Linked DNA regions of Homo sapiens: region 2 is linked to region 1. Evidence: chromatin contacts called from ENCODE Hi-C or POLR2A ChIA-PET data. All regions are on one chromosome and are shown on one strand. The core of a region is the stretch at or near the end of the contact, and the rest is flanking DNA. Distances in the headings are between cores, read along the strand shown. Region 1 overlaps ARID1B (AT-rich interaction domain 1B). Region 2 overlaps ARID1B (AT-rich interaction domain 1B).

What was found. Hi-C counts contacts between places; a loop is a spot of excess contacts on that map. ChIA-PET counts read pairs that join two places held with the same protein, here RNA polymerase II (POLR2A). Pooled maps may share reads with other maps.
Region 2: a pooled map shows a loop between it and region 1 (4-fold over the local background). The contact joins two enhancer-like sites. A Hi-C loop is called at or near these places in 3 of 50 pooled maps. POLR2A ChIA-PET finds 5 or more read pairs at or near these places in 3 of 52 experiments (WTC11, activated CD8-positive, alpha-beta memory T cell and activated T-cell).

Annotation. Positions count from the first base shown.
Region 1 is chr6:157,098,118-157,102,353 of GRCh38, forward strand. The region is part of intron 5 of ARID1B (AT-rich interaction domain 1B); the gene reads left to right. Among named protein-coding and RNA genes, the nearest start is that of TMEM242, 220 kb to the right of the region's middle. Within about 2 kb of position 2,219, at least 5 of the 41 ENCODE cell types and tissues checked have a DNase peak (open chromatin) inside an H3K27ac peak, as active enhancers do.
Region 2 is chr6:156,931,400-156,935,635 of GRCh38, forward strand. ARID1B (AT-rich interaction domain 1B) reads left to right here. Exons shown (of 20, transcript NM_001374828.1): 4 at 4,067-4,177. Among named protein-coding and RNA genes, the nearest start is that of MIR4466, 150 kb to the left of the region's middle. Within about 2 kb of position 1,917, at least 11 of the 41 ENCODE cell types and tissues checked have a DNase peak (open chromatin) inside an H3K27ac peak, as active enhancers do.

The sequences.
Region 1 (4,236 bases), core at 969-3,468:
GGGTGAGAGAAGGGAAAAATTAGGTTTTGTTTTTATTAATTTGCCCTGGTGAGAGAAATATAAACCATCCCTCTATTTGGTGTTCTCCCCGCCGCCTCTTACCTTACATCAAAGCGAGGATTCGAGAGAATGGAGCTGGTGGCTGTTCAGCATTTTATGTCTGGTGTTCTGCCTGAGGAAAGTTCAGAACCTACCTCTTTTCTTACAGATAGCAGAGTGCTATGAATCCGGACTTCCTGGGGGAAGGCCGGGCTAGCGATGCCATACCCAAATGTGGAGAATAGACCTTTCCCTCCACAAGTGGGTTTTCACGTGGCCCAGTAGACCTTGGAATTGTATGCCTGAGCTTTAAAGCTATTGCAAAGGGTGTGTTTTGATGAGAATGCCAGATTTTCAGCATGGTAGTTGATGTACTTCAGGACATCATGGACTTTCACAGGGGATGCCTCGCAGATCCTCAAGATTCCCAAAGTTAGAAGTGGTTCCTGCTTTCAACCAAATCACATTTTTGGTCATACTGCCTATTTACTATTCATGTCTTCACATCTGAAGTTAACTAAAGTTGAGAAGCTTTCCTTAAAGTTCCATCTTTTATTTAATGGCTGTTTTATCCACAAAGACACAGTTTTTATTCACCTCCCCAGAGTCGGTCCTGAGTGGAGTGGCAAGTGCAGTGGGACCCAGGCTGAGCTGTGCCAGCCGCCACCCTGAGAGTTGTGCCTCAGTCAAACCCAAAGCACATTATATTCCCACACCTTTCAGGCCACTTAGCAGTCATCCAGACTAAAAATGTCTCATTTTAATGCGGAGAATCCTCTGTATGTAAATGTTTTATGACTCCAGTTTATTTTTTTTATTTTTTTTGAGACGGAGTCTCGCTCTGTCACCCAGGCTGGGGCGCAGTGGCATGATCTCAGATCGCTGCAGCTTCCGCCTCTCAGGTTTAAGCAATTCTCCTGACTCAGCCTCCCAAGTAGCAGGGATTACAGGTGCCCACCACCACGCATTTTTGTAGAGACAGGGTTTTATCATGTTGGCCAGGCTAGTCTCGAACTCCTGACCTCAAGCAATCTGCCTGCCTTGGCTTCCTGAAGTGCTGGGATTACAAGCGTGAGCCATTGCGCTGGGCCAACTCCAGTTTATCTTTAATCAAAGCTGTGCTGACTTAAATAGTTAAGTCTAGAAGTCCGTGCATCACCATGTATCCTCTGACTTAACTTGTCCTTTGCCTTGCCAGAGACTTTTCAGTTTCTTTGCCCCAAGTTCTCTGTGGGAAGGTATCTCCCCAAAAGGGATCTCATGGGTATTAGTGATCAGACTATTAAACCAACTTGCAAGGGTCTGTCTTACCCTCGCACCTGTCACAGAGTTATGAGGAGGACCCATGCGAAAAACATTGTGTAGTTTTAGTATGTTTAATTAATAAAAGAAAAGTTCTGGTTTGAATCTATGATAGCAGGCTGGGTGAGTAACGTTTTATAAGTTGGTCTTTAAGGGCTTTTATGAGGACATAATTCACATAGACCACATCATACTCACTTCTGTTTTCTACCTGTTGGCTGATCGTCCTTTATAGCTAATCTATCTTCAAGCCTAGGAGTGAGGTTTAGAAAAAGACTTGGAACACTCAGACCACAGTAGGGAGGAGAGTTGAAAAGCTTAATCCGGCAGGTTTTTGACAGTGTATTAGTTTGTTTAGAATAAAGGTATATGGCCCTGTGAACGGTGCGTGGGAGCTGTCTTGTTCTCTCAAGTTCGGGAATTGGAAGTATCCTTATTCCCTTCATGGCTCGGGAGTATCCAAGTCAGATAGCCTCTGAAGTGCCCATTTATCTGTATTTTTAGGACCTAATGACACATGAATAGTCTGTAATATTTTGGATAAGGATTTAGGAAAGTCTAGCCCCGTTTTGAATGAACTTTCGAGCTGTATGACATGAAAAGGTTTATCTCTCAAAGCAGGGGCTTAACTCCTTCAAGGTGAGGACACCAAATTGCTGTGGTTCTGTGTTCTCAGTTGAAAGGTAGGGAAGAACATTACTTTCTGGTTTATACTGCTCTAATCTGAGATAGGATTTATTCACAATAAAGAATTGTGTTGACAGCCTGTTCACCAACATCTTCCCCACCCCTCTGCCCTGATACAGGACCTTTTGGTAAAGGGTGAGGTGATCTTATTAGAGACAGAGGCACACACACCCCATGCTGAACAATAGGAAGTGTTATAAGTTCACACCCACGCACTTCAGATAAACTGTTAACCGGAACCACTAAGCGGAAGCCTGAGCAGATTCTGTATTTCAGTAGTTTGCTTGGAGCATATCGAAGTTGGTGTCAGCCAGCCTGCTTCTTCATTCTGAGAATAAGTGGGATTTTTTTCCGTTCTTGAAGCAAGTGAAATAGAAAACACTGAACAGAAGGATGCTATGTCTAAATAACTTGTGGGTTTTCTAACTCATCTAAATAAATGCCTGAGACTAGGACATTTGTTGAATGTATGGATTATCAAAAATGTATTTTTCATTTACACCATTAGGTATTATGCAGGTTTTTAAAGAAATGACCCATGAAATCCTTGTGCTGTGTTGCAGAGCTGTACCATCTTACCATACTCTAGCTTCTTACTAACTGAGATAAGATGTACAGTGATTTCCACAGATGCGGAGTCTACCATGCAACCAACCAATGCTGTCTCTTAACAAAATTATATTGTCATTTATCATGGTGGAAGGAAAGATCCTGACCAGTTCTTCATGTTGCAGAAATTAAAGGAGCAACTAAATACAACCCATAGTAAGAAGTTATAGTGTAATTACTAGTGGGTTTGGCAGAATATAAGAAATGCATCCTCCAGAAGATCGGTAAAGTCAGATGGTGGCAGGTGAGACCCGTATTCTACTTTAAAGATTTGAAAGAGAGCCGATTTCCATGAGGCTGTACTAGAATAAAGCAACCCAGTGTTTTAATTTTGGATGCAGCAGCAGAATTGCACAGTCAGTGGGAAGCACAAGATGAACACGATCATAGTAGTAATGTATCAGTATTTGGTTGCTACAATGTGTTCTTTTAATTTCTCACTAAAGTTAATGACACCACCAAGAATTCTTGATGAGTAGAAGAATTAATTCAATTGCTAATTGCTGAAAACCATGAACTATGTATTGATTTTGTAGCACCATCCCATGGGAGTAACTTGATCATGATAGAGTTATTTGCAAAGTGACTGGAAGCATTCCTCATTTCTTCTCAGAATTCAACAAGAACCACAACCAGTTTAATTCACACGGACCTAAGAATAGGTCTGTCTTACCCTTGCCACTGTCACAGAGTTTATGAAGAGGGCCCAAGTACTTGCCACTAAACACCTCATGATCTCCATGTATTGAGGATGATTGGCCAAGAAAATTATCCAAATTTCCATGGTTTCACATGTCTTTTCACATTAATTATAAAAAGCCAATCTTCTTGAATTACTAATCGAAGAATATAATTTAGGACATTGCCCTCTATATAGTGAGTACTCTTTTTTTTTTTTAACCTCATTTGGTACATTCAAGCTATCTCTAATTTACCTGCGAACTTGTAAGACAAATAAATGTATATTCTAGACAGTGCTCTCTCTTTAGCTCCTTCTTTCTTCACTTTTGCCCAGAGTCAGCTAACGTAGGAAAATTGGAAGGATAGAATGGATCTGAGGCATTAAAACCGAAATCAAGTAGTGTCTGTCATTCAGACTCCAGATTTGCTATCTTGACTAATCATGTCAATATTCCATCTCAGATAACTAAATCCATCTTAGGTTAGTTGGCTTTTTAGCTGTAATGATGTGAAAGGAAGGAATAATTTTTCTATGGCCACTACAACTTTTGAAACATGGAATTTCTGAATATTTCTATATCTATTAGTATTACTAATACTGGAGATAATGCAGTATTATTTGAAAAGGGGTGAATGGTTTGTTTGCCAGAATTGGTTGTGGTTCAGAGTTAGTGTTCTTGTTCTTTTTCTATAGTTGTATACTGTAGTAATGTAGAAAGGAATTATCCCCAAGGAATTTTAACCTCAATAAAGGATTAATGTGGGAATCCTATTCACCTCATGTTTATTCTCTACCATCCCAACACAAAAGTAGTAGAGTATAATTTACGCAATTGCATCTGATCAGTAGTTGATCTGATTTGTTGGTTTGTTTCTGATCCGAAAGAGTTGGAAAAATAAAACTACAAGTAATCATTT
Region 2 (4,236 bases), core at 667-3,166, 170 kb before region 1:
CTTTACCCTTTCCTGTAGTAGAAGTGGGATACTAGTGTTTTCCTCCTGGTCATGTTTCATTTCATACTGTGATATGTTCAAGTACCTCGCAAAGGGAATAAGCCCATAGTAGGCATTCAGTCAGCGTCTACGACATTTGTTACAAGAGGCCTGGGCACAGTGGCTCATTCCTGATTTTCAGCACTTTGGCAGGAGAATCACTTGAGGCCAGTAGCTGGAGACCAGCCTGGGAAGTATAGTGATACCCCATCTCTCAAAATATTAAAAAAATAAATAAATTAGGCCGGGCACGGTGGCTCACGCCTGTAATCCCATCACTTTGAGAGGCCGAGGCAGGCTGATCACTTGAGGTTGGGAGTTTGAGACCAGCCTGACCAACATGGAGAAACCCCATCTCTCCTAAAGATACAAAATTAGCAAGGCATGGTGGCGCATGCCTGTAATCCCAGCTACTCGGGAGGCTGAGGCAGGAGAATCGCTTCAACCCGGGAGGTGGAGATTGCGGTGAGCTGAGATTGCGCGATGCACTCCAGCCTGGGCAACGAGAGCAAGATTCCGTCTTAAAAAAAAAAAAAAAAAAAAAAAATCAGCCAGGCATAGTGGTATGTGCCTGTAGTCCTAGCTACTAGGGAGGCATGGGTGGGCTGAGGCAGGAGAATTGCTTGAGCCTGGGAGTTAGAGGCTACAGTGAGCTATGATTAGGCTGAGCCACAGATCGAGACCTTGTTTCTTAAAAAAAAAAAAAAGGGGGGGGGCGGGGTGAAGAAATACCAAACTGAAAATTTCTGAAACAAATGTGTAATTACTACTACGCTAAACTTTTTTCACACCTTTGTTTGTGAGTCAGTTTCCCTTTAACCTTTGACTCGTAACATAAAGAAGGTTAAGGCCAGAGTCCATCAATGGTTAAAAGATTGTGAGTGAGATGTAGAAAAACAGTACTGATGAATTCTGAAAGGGGAAACCTCATTTCCATTGCCTGGTTCTTGTGCATTGCAGTATTACCACAATATGGCATTCTATACAGCAGATAAATGTAATTATTTATATGTGTATATTGGTTTACACACTGGTGTTCACTGGCTGCTTAAACTTACAAATAACCAAAGATGGCAGTAATGTTTTAAAGTGTAAAGCTGTGCTTCTTTGTTTATAAAATATGATGCTGAACATATTCTTTATTTTCTGATACTGTCATTGCCTTTTTACTGTGTATTTGCTCTTCTTGAGATGAAAATAAGTATGTACCAAAAAATAAATATAGCTTTTTAAGATGAAAAAGCTCAAGTTTCTTATGGAATATTTTTATATCATTATTAAAACAGCCAAACAGACTTTATAGTCCCACTGTAAGTTATATGTAGTTGTTGATTGTTCTAGGTTTAAACTTGGCACCTTTTCTATGTGCTCCCTTATTAAATTAATACTTATGTTCAAACATAAGCTGAGGCAGAACACGTTTCCTTTTCAATAGTTCTCACTAAATTTTGTTTTGATTTTATTTCCAACTGTACTTAATAGCTGAAAGCTTCTTGTGGTTAGGAATAGTATTTGAGATTTTGGTGGCATCTAATTATTTTGAACTTTTAAAGCCTTAAAGAGTGAAATATAAGGCCACAATACATTTTTCTGATAGCTTTCATAGTCTGTTAGTCTGTGTTGCTTATTTTAGGGGGACGATGTCTAAATTGAAATGTTTATCCACTATAGTTGTAATGATCTTTTTCAGCCTCTTTAGAAAGCAGTTCATTGAGCGAAGAAGAGAAAATAAAAAGAAACATAAAAGGGTAATATGCATAGGACTTTTGAGCCTGTTACTATTTCCTAGCTGAAGTTTACTTTAAAAAAAAAAAAGTAGGCATTGGGCAGACACTGTGTGCACGTGTGTTGGAGGAGGAGGCGGGGCCTGCTCATTTGTTTGCCCATTGTGAGGCTGTCCTGCACCTTTGTGCTTTTTTGTAACAGGGTGAAGGCCCCTGAATAGAGGCCTTGTGCCCTGCTTGATTTGAAATCCATGCTGTTTATGGAAAGGAACCTGCAGGGCACCCAGCGGGAAGTCTGTGTGACAAGTGGAAATCTAGAATCTGGAAGAAACGTGGTGTTTGAGGGGGAAGGTGGTGGGGAGAGTGGTCATAATCTTTCAGCCTTTGCTTTTGTGCCCCACAAGCTTAATTGTCACCCTCTGCTGGCAACCAGATTGCAGAGCCACTCTGTAAGTGTCCTTGGATTGCCTGTGCTTACTCTCACCTTATTGTTATCAAATAAAAACCTAGACAAATAGCATTGAATTCTCTTAGAAAAATATGATATGAACTGGGTACATTACTAGTAGAGGTTAAATATCTGAGGCTTTTTTTGTTTGTTTTTTGTTTGTTTGTTTTTTTGGTGGAGATGTATTTAAAGGGAAGAAGGGCTACATGTGAAAAGCTGGAATTATTGGCACGCTCCTGTATTTCAGAGCGTGTTGAAAAGCAGGTCGCACCAACACTAGGCTGGTTAAATCCAGTTTGTACAGCTTGTGTACTTGGTGGTACCAGCTATTGCTCCAAAGTTTCCTGGCTTAAGAAGCCATGTAATTTTAAGTGTGCAAGAAAGGGGTGGGACAGCAGAAGCTTTTTATAGGATTTCAAGTAATAAACATTAATTTTTAAAGCAATATTCCAGGGACTTAACAGAAGTAGAACTTGTATATGATGTTTCTTTAATACCAACACATATTTGAACTGACAAGGGAAGGGAGATAATTTTATTTTAAAGCAATATTTTCCATTCTTTTTTTCTCTTCAATTAGAAACTGGTTCTTCAACTTTCAGTGCCAATTGAGACATGCTATAATAAGTATTTAACAATTCTGTCCTGCTGTTTGACTTCAGGGGGAAACGATGGTAGAATGTTTAGTAGCTGAGCATACACAGGTAGCTAGAGATCTGGTATACAGTAAATGTGGTGTGGTGTGGTATTTGGGTTATATATGCTAATTATTTCAGCACAATGCTGAAACCATGCAGAATACCTCTTGGAAGAGTGTTTGACAAGATGCCAGAAAGGCCGTGTTAATTATAAGTTTATTGTGCCTATTCAGGTTTTTTGGGTGTGTTTTGTTCCCCACTGTTGTTTTATTCTTTATGATGGTTCTCTGAAAACTATGCCCCATGAACATATGGAGTTCTATATATGCGTGTTTATTGGTTTTATAGAAACCTCAGGATCCTATGAGCTTAATAACGATTTACGCTGTTATGTGGGTAATTGAGAGGACCTGTTAAGATATAGTTGATAGTAAGGTTTTCGTTAGTTATTTCAACTTTTTGAGGTAATATTAAAGGCAGTTTGACCAAAATCGGAATTCAACAATCCAGGGAGCTTTTGGTTTGCTCTGGGTTCACTCTGGGTTTAAAGACAGTTTGGTTTGGCTACAGCTGACCTCCCTCCCTGTTTTTATGAACTAGTCTTCTTCCTGCAAAACTCAAATACAGTACTTGGTATGGTCTCATAATAAATTTAGTTGTTAATTATATATATATATATATATATATATATATATATATATATATATATATATAGTTTATATTTCTGCTGTTATTCACTGCTTTTTAAAATTTTTGCTTCTGATAATGTATTAAATTATAGCCATAACATATTTATATGCCTGCTAAAATGTAACAGTTGTTGGTTGTGATAAGCTTTTGTTTTGTTTTGTTCTGTTTTGTTTGACACAGGGTCTCGCTCTGTCACCCAGGCTGGAGTGCAGCGGTGCAGTCAAAGTTCACTGCAGCCTCCACCTCCAGGCTCAAGCTATCCTCCCACCTCAGCCTCCCAAGTAGCTGCACCACCACACTCGGCTAATTTTTTATTATTTTTGTAGAGATGGAGTCTCCCTACATTGCCCAGGCTGGTCTTGAACTCCTGGGCTCAAGCGATCTGCCTGCCTTGATCTCCCGAAGTGCTGGGATTACAGGCATGAGCCACTGTGCCCAGCCAAGCTTTTGTTTAATTTTAGTTACTGAAGAAGCTTATAACTCATTGAGATATTTATGAAGTGCTTTGTGTTTGTGTTTTTTTTTAGGACATGTCTCAGGAAGGCTATGGAACTAGATCTCAACCTCCTCTGGCCCCCGGAAAACCTAACCATGAAGACTTGAACTTAATACAGCAAGAAAGACCATCAAGTTTACCAGTAAGACATTATTGTGCTGATTTGGAAATGTAATGAGTTAAAGACTTTTAGAAAGAGCT